Regions from separate parts of the Homo sapiens genome. Here region 1 is linked to region 2. Evidence: chromatin contacts called from ENCODE Hi-C or POLR2A ChIA-PET data. All regions are on one chromosome and are shown on one strand. The core of a region is the stretch at or near the end of the contact, and the rest is flanking DNA. Distances in the headings are between cores, read along the strand shown.

Region 1 (4,700 bases), core at 491-2,990, 37 kb after region 2:
CCATGTAACAGAGTACTACTCAGCAATAAAAAAAAAAAAAAAAAAAAACTATTGCTGTATACAACAGCATGGATGAATCTCAAAGTGATTATGTTGAACAAAAGAAGCCAGACTATAAAGAGCACATAGTATATGATTCTATTTGCACAAAACTCTAGAAAACAAAGCTAATCCATAATTACAGAAAGCAGATCAGTGGTTGCTTTAGCTTTGATAAAGATGTTTAGGGGAAGGGTTGCATGGTAGAGGGAGGGAACCACAAAGGAGCATAAAGCTTTTGGTGGTTACGGTTTTGGTGGTTACAGAGGTGTTCACTATCTTGATGGTTTCATGGGTGTATGTGTATATATATATATATATGTGTGTGTGTGTGTGTGTGTGTGTGTGTGTGTGTTACATTAGGTACTTTAAATATGTGGAGTTCATTGTATGTCATTTATAACTCAGTAGTGAATAAAAAAAGACTGTTTATGTACCAACTGGGGCAGATGTGGCTTAGAAACCATAAAGCACCCAGAAAGGCCATTGGAAGGCTAGATTGCAATACTTGAAATACACTATTGAAATTCAGCGATTATCTTCTACTCTGTATAGGCAAGTCCACACTTGAGGATGTAGAGAAACTGCAGTGTGCCAAGAGAGGAGTGACCAGGCTGACATAGAAATTCAAAACTCTACTGTGAGGAACAGTTGAATGACCTCAAGATGTGAGGTACAGCCTAGGGAGAAGATTTGAGCAGAGTAATGTTGTAGGGCGGATTTGCTCTTAGTAAAATGTATTTGGGAGACCATATAATGTAACAAAAGGATTCGAACTGATCGTGGCAGGAGGTAGAATTCAGACCCATGAGTGGAAATAAAACAAGAAGTCCAATTTTGTCTTGATATTAGGAAAAACAGTAAGTGGAAGCTGACTTTTTCAGAAGACAGCAAGTTTTCTGTTTCTGAAGAGGTATTGACATGGACTAGGTGACCACTTAGTTAAGTATTCTAGAAGGAATTCAAGCTTTGCACTGTTGACATATCCTTACATCGATATACCACCATACTTTGCAAGGTGCCTTTGTATAGAGTCCCCCATCTTATTTTGAGATAGAATTGATTCTGGTTTCCCGTGATCCAGATGAAGAAAGCTGTTATTTACTAGGCTTATTACTTTGACTCATTATATTAGAGTCAAAGACGGAATTCACACCTAGCTCTGCCAAATCCATGGTAAAATTATGCCTTTTTCCACTTTATTCATTATGTCCCTGGGCTTTTTCCATCCATTTCTTGTGATCTCACAGACAAAATGATAAATATAACATTTGAGTGTTTATTCCTTTATTTGTTATATGTTGGTATTTGTATTTGTTTTATATGGTACATAGTTACCACATTAAGAATTGTGTATGATACAAATAGATTAGTCTCTTAGGAGACTAATTCTTTTAAAAGAATTCATACAAAACTAATTTTCTTACATTTTAAAAAAGCGGTTAATGTTACCATCCTTATTTTTAGGTAACTAGGGGCAGGGGTGGGGTGGGACTTAGTCTTTCACTGCCAACAACCAAACAGATGTGGTGTATGTGGGGACTATTTACGCACTCTTCGCCCACCACATGCTGTATAAAGGAGGTATGGCTGCCTTGCTCAGCTTATAGGTGGTTCCCTTCCTTACGATGAATGCTTGTGTTCACAGGGTTGAATAGCTATATTCACTCATTTCATGAGAGGAGTAAGTTTGCTGACATATTTTAAGAGGGGGGAAAGGGAGTAGCCTCTTCATAGCATGGCCATTTAACAGTGACTCATGGTTACTAAACTTGTTTACAGTAATCTTGGACACCAGAAGGTTATTAATAGACTTTCCTTAGTCCATGATCATTCAGCTTAGACTATGCAGACATTTTCTTTAGTAAAGAGGTGGGGGTTGGGGGAGGTAGAAAGCATTTATCACTGGAATTAATGTGATAATAGAATTGTTCTTATTATCAAATACTTGGCACCAACAGTATCTGTCAGTTCACTTTTAGATTCCATTTCACATCTTGGTCTTCATTTACTTTGATATAGAACTTTCTTTTTTCAACAAGGTCATTTAATCTCTTCTTGTAGAATGAATTGATATTTCAGGCAGTAAATATAAATGGGTAAATATTTAGAGGACTCTTGTTTAAAATGATTCTTTTGTTAAAGATTGGGTTTAAAGAAACTCAAAAAAAACAAAAAATAATAATTTAAGCCTCATCATTCCCCCCAAATCTGAGCTCTTTAAGGCATTTCTTTTTTTCTTTTTTCTTTTTTTTTTTTTGAAACAGACTCTAGCTCTGTTGCGAGGCTGGAGTGTAGTGGTGTGATCTCGGCTCACCGCAACCTCCGCCTCCCGGGTTCAACTGGTTCTCCTGCCTCAGCCTCCTGAGTTGCTGGGATTACAGGCATGCGTTGCCATGCCCAGCTAATTTTTGTGTTTTTAGTAGAGACATGGTTTCCCCATGTTGACCAGGATGGTCTTGATCTCCTGACCTGGTGATCCTCCCACTGTGGCCTCCCAAAGTGCTGGGATTACAGGCATGAACCACCACACCTGGCCTCTTTGAGGCATTTCTTAACAATAACTAGTTATATGTAAGTTAGAATCAATTCAGTTATGTAAACTAATGAACACAGGTATGGAAAATTTTGCTAAATAGATCCCTTCAAAATTATTTCTAAAAAGATGACTTAACAGTGGTGCGCATTGGAGTTAACGTTTTCCTCATGCATGGTTGCCTTTGTTGTTGTCTACTGTCTTTACTTGCATCATTATCTCTTGCAAGAGATCCCCAGTTTGATTGAATCCACAGACATTTTAGTGCCTCTCTGTGTGGGCAGATAGGCATAGGAGTCAAACCTTGTCCCCGTTCTTAAAAAAGTATATAATCCAGTAGAGGAGATACACATGTAAATAATATAATATAGAGGGACTTGGGGGCGCAGATAAAATTCTGTGGGAACCAAGAGGATAAAGCAGTTCCTACGTCTGTCAGAGACAGATACAGAGATGACAGGTTTGAAGTGACGTTTAAGCTGATTTTTAAGGTTTTTGGCAGGCAAAGTGTGAAAGGGAACAGAATTTGAAACAACCTATGGCATGTTCAGAAAACAGTGACAAGTTCAGTGTGACTTTAAGAGGTGGAGATAAAGAGGAATGGTAGGAAGTAAGACTAGAGAAACAAGCTTTGGTAGAATGAAAAGGGCCTTATAGACAACCTAAGGGTATACTGAGGGGGAGTGCAAGAGGTCTTACGCTATAGAAGTCTTATGTTGCCTTACTTTGTTTTGTTTATTTTGAAATTAATTAATTCACAGGAAGTTGCTGAAATGAGTACAGGAGAACCCATGTACCTTTCACCCATATCCCCAGTGGTAACCTCTCACATAACTATATACAATATCAAAACCAGAGCATTGACATTGGTATAATCCACAGGGCTTGTTCAGATTTCACCAGTTTTACAGTTTGTGTGGATATGCATATAGCTCTATGCAATTGCATCACACTTATCTGTTCTCCAAGTCTATACATTTTATTACTTCAAGAATGTTAAATAAATAGAATCATATAGTGTGTAAACTTTTGAGATGGGCTTTCTTCCACTCAGCATCATTCCCATGAGATCCACACAAGTGGTTGTGAGTGTCACTAGTTCATTGCTCTGGAGAAACAAGTAGGTCATGGTTCCAGGTGCTCTGTCTCACTTCATCCACTTTTTTTCTTCCCCCCCCGAGATGGAGTCTCGCTCTGTCACCCAGGCTGGCATGCGGTGGCACGATCTCGGCTCACTGCAAGCTCCACCTCCTGGGTTCATGCCATTCTACTGCCTCAGCCTCCCCAGTAGCTGGGACTACAGGCGCCTGCCACGCCCGGCTAATTTTTTGTATTTTTAGTTGAGACGGGGTTTCACCGTATTAGCCAGGATGGTCTCGATCTCCTGACCTCATGATCCGCCCGCCTCAGCCTCTTAAAGTGCTGAGATTACAGGCTTGAGCCACCGCACCTGGCCTTTCATCCACTTTTTTAGTTTTACTTTATTCTAACTAGTATATTGGAATTCTACATTGTGTAGTAGGGAAGTGTGTATGAGTGTGTGCGAGAAAGATCTTTGTTTCCTTCATAGATTCTAATTTATTTCTGTATCTATACAAAGTCATGTTCTAATGATGTATATGATGTATGTTCATTCCCCCAAAAAGCAGAAAATACAAGACTATAAAGAAAAAAATTAAGTTTATCCTTAATTCAGTACCACGTGAAATGACTACTGTTAACTTGGTGGGGATTCTCATTCATATTCTAGCTTGTTTTCTCCCTCTCTCTGGGGCAGATAAGTAAATGAGTATGGGGTCATGCTGCTCTGTAACCTGTTGGTGTTTTTTTTGTTTTTTTTTTTTTAATTTTAAATTTTAACATCTTTTCATGTGCATATAGATCTCAATTTTGTTTTTTTTTTTTTAAATATGGAGTCTTGCTCTGTCACCCAGGCTGGAGTGCAGTGGCATAATCTCAGCTCACTGCAACTTCTGCCTCCCAGGTTCAAGCAATTCTTGTGCCTCAGCCTCCCAAGTAGCTGGGATTACAGGTACCTGGCTGATTTTCATATTTTTAATAGAGATGGGGTTTCACCATGTTGGCCAGGCTGGTCTTGAACTCCTGACCTCAAGTGATCGCCACC
Region 2 (5,410 bases), core at 2,331-4,830:
TAGAAAATCTGGCCACCTGCATTTCCTAAATATGTATCATGGAACTTCAGCCTTTGGATAGACTGACTTCCTGTTCAGTGTCTAGCTTGCCCCTCCCTAACCTCTCGGTTAGGTTGTTGAGGCCAGCAGGGATGTGGTCAGGTAAGGCCATAGTACCACCCACTGGAGCTATGTGAGTGGTATGTGTGAGTGGGGGAGTTGCCAGAAAGAAATGGTTCTGGGGGTGATATAGAATGACCCTATGACCCTTCCGAGGATTGGTGGAGTCTGTCGTCTTCCCCTCTCATTTGTTTAGGTGTCCAAAATCAAACATCCATAGACTTCTTGGTTATTTGACCCAGACCACATCTTCATTCCTGTTATTTTGTCCTTTAGTCCTCATGTTAGTCTTAAATGTAGGCCCTGCTTTAGGGCTTTTGGCCACAGGTATCATGAAGGCCTGAGGGAGTCTAAAGAGCTGGCCCACAGGATCCCAGAGGCATTCCACCCCGACGAAGGAGTCACTGCACTTACATTCTCTCAACTGTGGAGGGAGGAACTGGAATATGTGCCCCACCCGGGTGGAACACTGTTCTGCATTATTAGTCTGCTGGTCTAAACCACCAATATTTGGTGGCGGTGGTGGGGTTGTGTTTTCTGTTGAATCATAGGAAAGCATCAAGTGACCAATACTTGTTGATTGGGTAGCATTTTGGCTTATCTCATCGGCTTGTTTTTCATTTACATTGTGCTCTTTGCTGGTCGCCTGCCCTGATACCCCTTGAATTCTTGTTGTTTTCCTTAATTTCCTTAGAGAGTTTGGAGTAGAATGTGGAATCGCAGTTTACAAGTAGAGCTCAGCCATTATTTTATTTATTTTTTTATTTTTGAGAGAGAGTTGTCGCTCTGTCACCCAGGCTGGAGTGCAGTGGTGCAGTCTCGGCTCACTGCAACCTCTGCCTCCCGGGTTCAAGCAATTCTCCTGCCTCAGCCTCCTGAGCAGCTGGGATTACAGGCACTTGCCACCACGCCTGGCTTATTTTTGTATTTTTAGTAGAGATGGGGTTTCACCATGTTGGCCAGGCTGGTCTTGAACTCCTGGCCTCAAGTGATCCGTCCGCCTCGGCCTCCCAAAGTGCTGGGATTATAGGCATGAGCCACTGCTCCCAGCTCAGCCATTATTTTAATTTATGAATGGTTTGTATACCTAGTTAAAAAATAATTTGGGGGGATGGGGGGGACAGAGTCTCCTTCTGTCACCCAGGCTGGAGTGCAGTGGTGCAGTCATGGCTCACTGCAGCCTTGACCTCACTGGCTCAAGCAGTCCTCCTACCCCAGGCTCCCAAGTAGCTGGAACCCTAGGTGCGCATCACCACACTCAGCTAAGTTTTAAATTTTTTTATAGAGACCAGGTCTCACTGTGGTGCCCAGGCTGGTCTTGAACTCCTGTGCTTAACCAGTCCACCTACCTCAGCCTCCCAAAGTGCTGGGATTACAGGCATGAGCTACCATGCCCAACAACAAAAAAAATATTTTTATATAAAGACCATTTAGACTTTAATATCTGTAATGGCTTGCATGTAATAGGGGCTTGAAAAGTATGTTGAGAAACTTGGAAGTATTTTCATTCATCTTTACTTACCAGAAAGGAGAACGACACCAACTAAGCAGTTATTGCACACTGCATAGGGGCTCTTTGAGAGATGGAAGAGTTATGCCGACCATCTCTCATGTTCACATGGGCTGGTATGCTGTTACTCATGGATAGAAAGTATTTGACTCTCAAGAAAAATGGTGGAAGTCTCCTCTTTTGCTGCACATTGTACATGTTGATGGCTTTACCACATTTTCTCTGTTTGACTTAATGTAGTAATCTCTTCCCAGACAGGATGTCCCTGTAACATTGTTACCTATTTCTACAGCAGTGAGAATATTGACATGCTAGATCTTACAGTATTTAACAAATTTAGCATGGTGGTAAGGATAAAAGCTACACCCTCGTGCTAAAATTAGATTTTTTCATGTCCTTTGCCTGTCATTTTAGGGAAATGGAGAAAATTAGGGATATGTTTCCTTCTCTCTTTTTTTCTTCTCCCCTTCTGTCTCATCTTCCACGTCACCCCAGAGAGTTAGATAAAAAGCAATGGAAAAAGTGGAGAGATGAAATTATTCTCAGGACAAGGTTAGTATCAAATGCATGTCTTTTACACTAGCTACACATTTGGCTTTGAGTTTTGAGTAGCCAGAACAAAGAAAGAAAGAGCAAATCCAAGACAGTTTATGAGATAAAAAGAAAGCCAACCACTTAGGAGAAGCATAATTTTCTGTAATCGAGACCCTGTGGATCCTTTATTAATGCGAGCTCTGGGTCCTTAATATACTTCTCAAATCGTGGTCAGGAGGAGGGGAAGGAGGGGAGTCAAAAAATCTCAAAAACTTGACCCTTCTCTGATCTCAACAGTGTCTGTAAAAATGAAGTACCTGAGTTCAAGTTTAAGGTATCTTAGTACAAGACGTAAAAGACATAGTATTAGGCCAGAGTGCAGTTTAATTAAATCATTTTTCTGATGCTCTGGAGCTGTGGAAGTGGCCCTTTATAATGATTCATGCTGCCAACCTTTTAATTAAAATTGAGTACCAGAGAGGTCCAAGGTTAGAGTGTCTGGTAGCTGCTCTGGCTTTAACAGTTGGCTCGAATGGCAACCAACACTAATATCTGCCTTTCAAAACTTAACCAGGACTTGATTTCAAATCTAGTTACATAAGTTGACTTGGAGTCCAGGTTAGTGTTTTCCTCAGAAACTAGTTCTGCACCCAACATGCAGACATTTTTAATAGACACAGTTTTAAAGTAATTTTTAGAAAAAATTTTTTAAATTGATGACACTGAAACCCAATATGTAAAACTGATAAGAGTGAGGTGTTTGGGCTGAAGAGAAGATAGACCCTCACCTGCTGCAGATCTTAGAATGGGCTTAAAAGCCACTATCAGAATCATGGCTACTGTCATTTTAGTTTGACAAAACTTCAGTGCCTGGATTGCTGTTCTCCCACTGTTATGGAACAAGCTCACCCTGTCTCCCCGCTACCCTCTCAGGACACCTGCAGAAAATCTAATTTTAAACAATGTAACTTCCTTTTCAAGCCACTATGAGTCTGAGAGATTGGCCGTATGGTTAACAATAACCCCAGCATTTGGGGAGATAGAAAAATCCAAAGGATAGATTTTTGAGGCCTGCACGAAAATGATCATCTCTGTTTGTTAGAGATTACAGAGCGCTGTCACGAATATTTTGTTTAGTCCTCACATTAACTTGTGTTAGTAATATTCTTCTGCCAAAATAGTAAAGGAAAAATAAAATGCCATGTTCAAAATTTTTGTAGAGGAAAATAAGTTTTTAATGTAAGTAAATGTATCCATTGTACCTCTTCCTGAATGGTTTTAGGCCTCTCACTAAAACTTAAATTTTTATGTTCCCTTGGATATAAGATGCTTTTGTTGTGCATTTTAGATACTGCTTTGAGATTAAAAAGCAAGTTTTCCAGTTTGACTATATTATGATGTCAACACTTACCTGGAAAGCACCACTCCATAAAGTGTGGAATGTTCTTTGAGCAATAAAAGAAGGTATGTGGTTATTCTGTAAACAGCACTTGGGTTTTTCACCTTCTGCCTGCTTTTTCACCCGATACTTTATTACCCATCAGAGCTTGACGAAATTACAAAGTCATTTTTCTCGCCTTATCATGCTTCAGACTGTTGCATAAAGTCTTCCAGTGAAACATTTTCTGACCCTTATCCAAATTTTTCATTCTACACAACGCAGTTCAAGAAACGTCTCCGCTGAAGTCTGGGACCTTCAGCACACAGTGCCCTGTCTGTACCTATTAGTCTTCCATGGATTTAAGTCTTCTGTATTTGTGCCTTTCTCCCCAGCTGTATTCTAAGTCCTGAAACACCTAGCGAATATGTACCACTTATCATTCATGCCATTTAGTTCTCATCTTTTGGTTTATGAGCTGAGTTTAGGCTGTATGATTGGGAACTTTTTTCCTCCAAAAACACAAGCAAGAGCTTTTATATTTGATCATACCAGTCAGTTGGCAAATGAGGTTTGGTTACTTCCTCTGAAGTTCAGTGTTGTTTAGCCTCATTATTTCATCAGGATCAAGGCTTCATATGCCAGTTAGTGTGTTGATGTGGAGGAGTGGAGTGGAAAGAATATGTTGATTGGTTAGGAAAATTCTCAGCAGAAATTATCCTTGGGTAGAATGTTCTATGTGATCATCTACAGGGCTGTGTACTTGTGCATTCTGTGACTCTAAATACTGCTGCTGGAAAAAGTCTGTTTACACTAAATACCACCATACGACAGCCTTTGAGCAGTTTAAAAAGAAACCTTCCAATCTCCTACTATGGTGGTTTAGCTCAGGCTGGTTTTGTGGCATGTTTGTGCTTTTGTGGGCATTTGGCCAGAACAGAAATAGCAATGCTTAGACCTTGAAGGAGAGTGATTTTCCAGGTTTACATCTGATGCTGTAGAAATAAGTTTAAGGTTATAAATTTTGCAAATAAAACTTTTTTTCAGAATAGTTATTCATTGGAATGACTAAAAGGAAAAACTAAAAATCATTTCACCACTCTCAGGTATGACTTTAGAACCATAGCATTTCCAATCTACCTTAATTCTTTGACACAAAAATAATTTTATGGAAGGCCTTTTCCCCATACTTGAACTTTCAAGTTTTCTCATTTGTTTAGGTATTCTTTTAAAGGAATTATCTCTATAAAAGAGCAGGATTCACTGTTTGCTTTTCTTATTTACCGAAATGTGGGTGAGGCTGTGATGTTTGCCCATGATCATATGGACTATGTTTACACAGCCTTGTAGCAAGTGAGAGTAAATTTAACCAGAAGGAAAATAGATATTTTTAAAATGTGGACATTGATTAACCTTTTGTATTTTAAAATACAGTGCTAATTTGTCTAGAAATAGCTGAAGTTCCCGTTTTCTGAAACTAGTTCTAAAGATATGATAATTTAACTCTTAATTTGTTAGGGTATCTGTGAATAAATCATTGTAGGTAAAACTAAAGATGGCAGATCTGTATTGATAAAAGACCTTTAACATATTCAGAGAAATCAGTCATGTATTACAGATGTTTCTAAATAAATAATGCTTTGTAATATGAAACTATAATTTGAAGTCTTTTTTTTGAGACAGAGTTTCGCCCTGTTGCCCAGGCTGGAGTGGAATGGCGCGATCTCTGCTCACCACAACCTCCGCCTCCCGGGTTCAAGCGATTCTCCTGCTTCAGCCTCCCAAGTGGCTAGGATTACAGGCATGCGCCACCACGCCCAGCTAATTTTGTATTTTTAGTAGAGACGGGGTTTCTGCATGTTGGTCAGGCTGGTCTTGAACTCCCGACC

Evidence for each region. Hi-C counts contacts between places; a loop is a spot of excess contacts on that map. ChIA-PET counts read pairs that join two places held with the same protein, here RNA polymerase II (POLR2A). Pooled maps may share reads with other maps.
Region 1: a loop to region 2 is called in a map of PC-3, with 3 times the contacts of the local background. The contact joins two enhancer-like sites. A Hi-C loop is called at or near these places in 6 of 168 maps with a recorded cell type or tissue (CD4-positive, alpha-beta memory T cell, HepG2, PC-3 and 3 more), 1 of 37 single-sample maps with no recorded cell type and 9 of 50 pooled maps. POLR2A ChIA-PET finds 5 or more read pairs at or near these places in 19 of 52 experiments (A673, CD4-positive, alpha-beta T cell, CD4-positive, alpha-beta memory T cell and 14 more).

What each region holds. Positions count from the first base shown.
Region 1 is chr2:230,772,956-230,777,655 of GRCh38, forward strand. The region is part of intron 2 of CAB39 (calcium binding protein 39); the gene reads left to right. Among named protein-coding and RNA genes, the nearest start is that of CAB39, 62 kb to the left of the region's middle. RefSeq lists an enhancer at 1,639-1,933. Within about 2 kb of position 1,741, at least 5 of the 41 ENCODE cell types and tissues checked have a DNase peak (open chromatin) inside an H3K27ac peak, as active enhancers do; they include PC-3 and PC-9, where a contact is called at or near this core.
Region 2 is chr2:230,734,316-230,739,725 of GRCh38, forward strand. The region is part of intron 1 of CAB39 (calcium binding protein 39); the gene reads left to right. Among named protein-coding and RNA genes, the nearest start is that of CAB39, 24 kb to the left of the region's middle. Within about 2 kb of position 3,581, at least 6 of the 41 ENCODE cell types and tissues checked have a DNase peak (open chromatin) inside an H3K27ac peak, as active enhancers do; they include PC-3 and PC-9, where a contact is called at or near this core.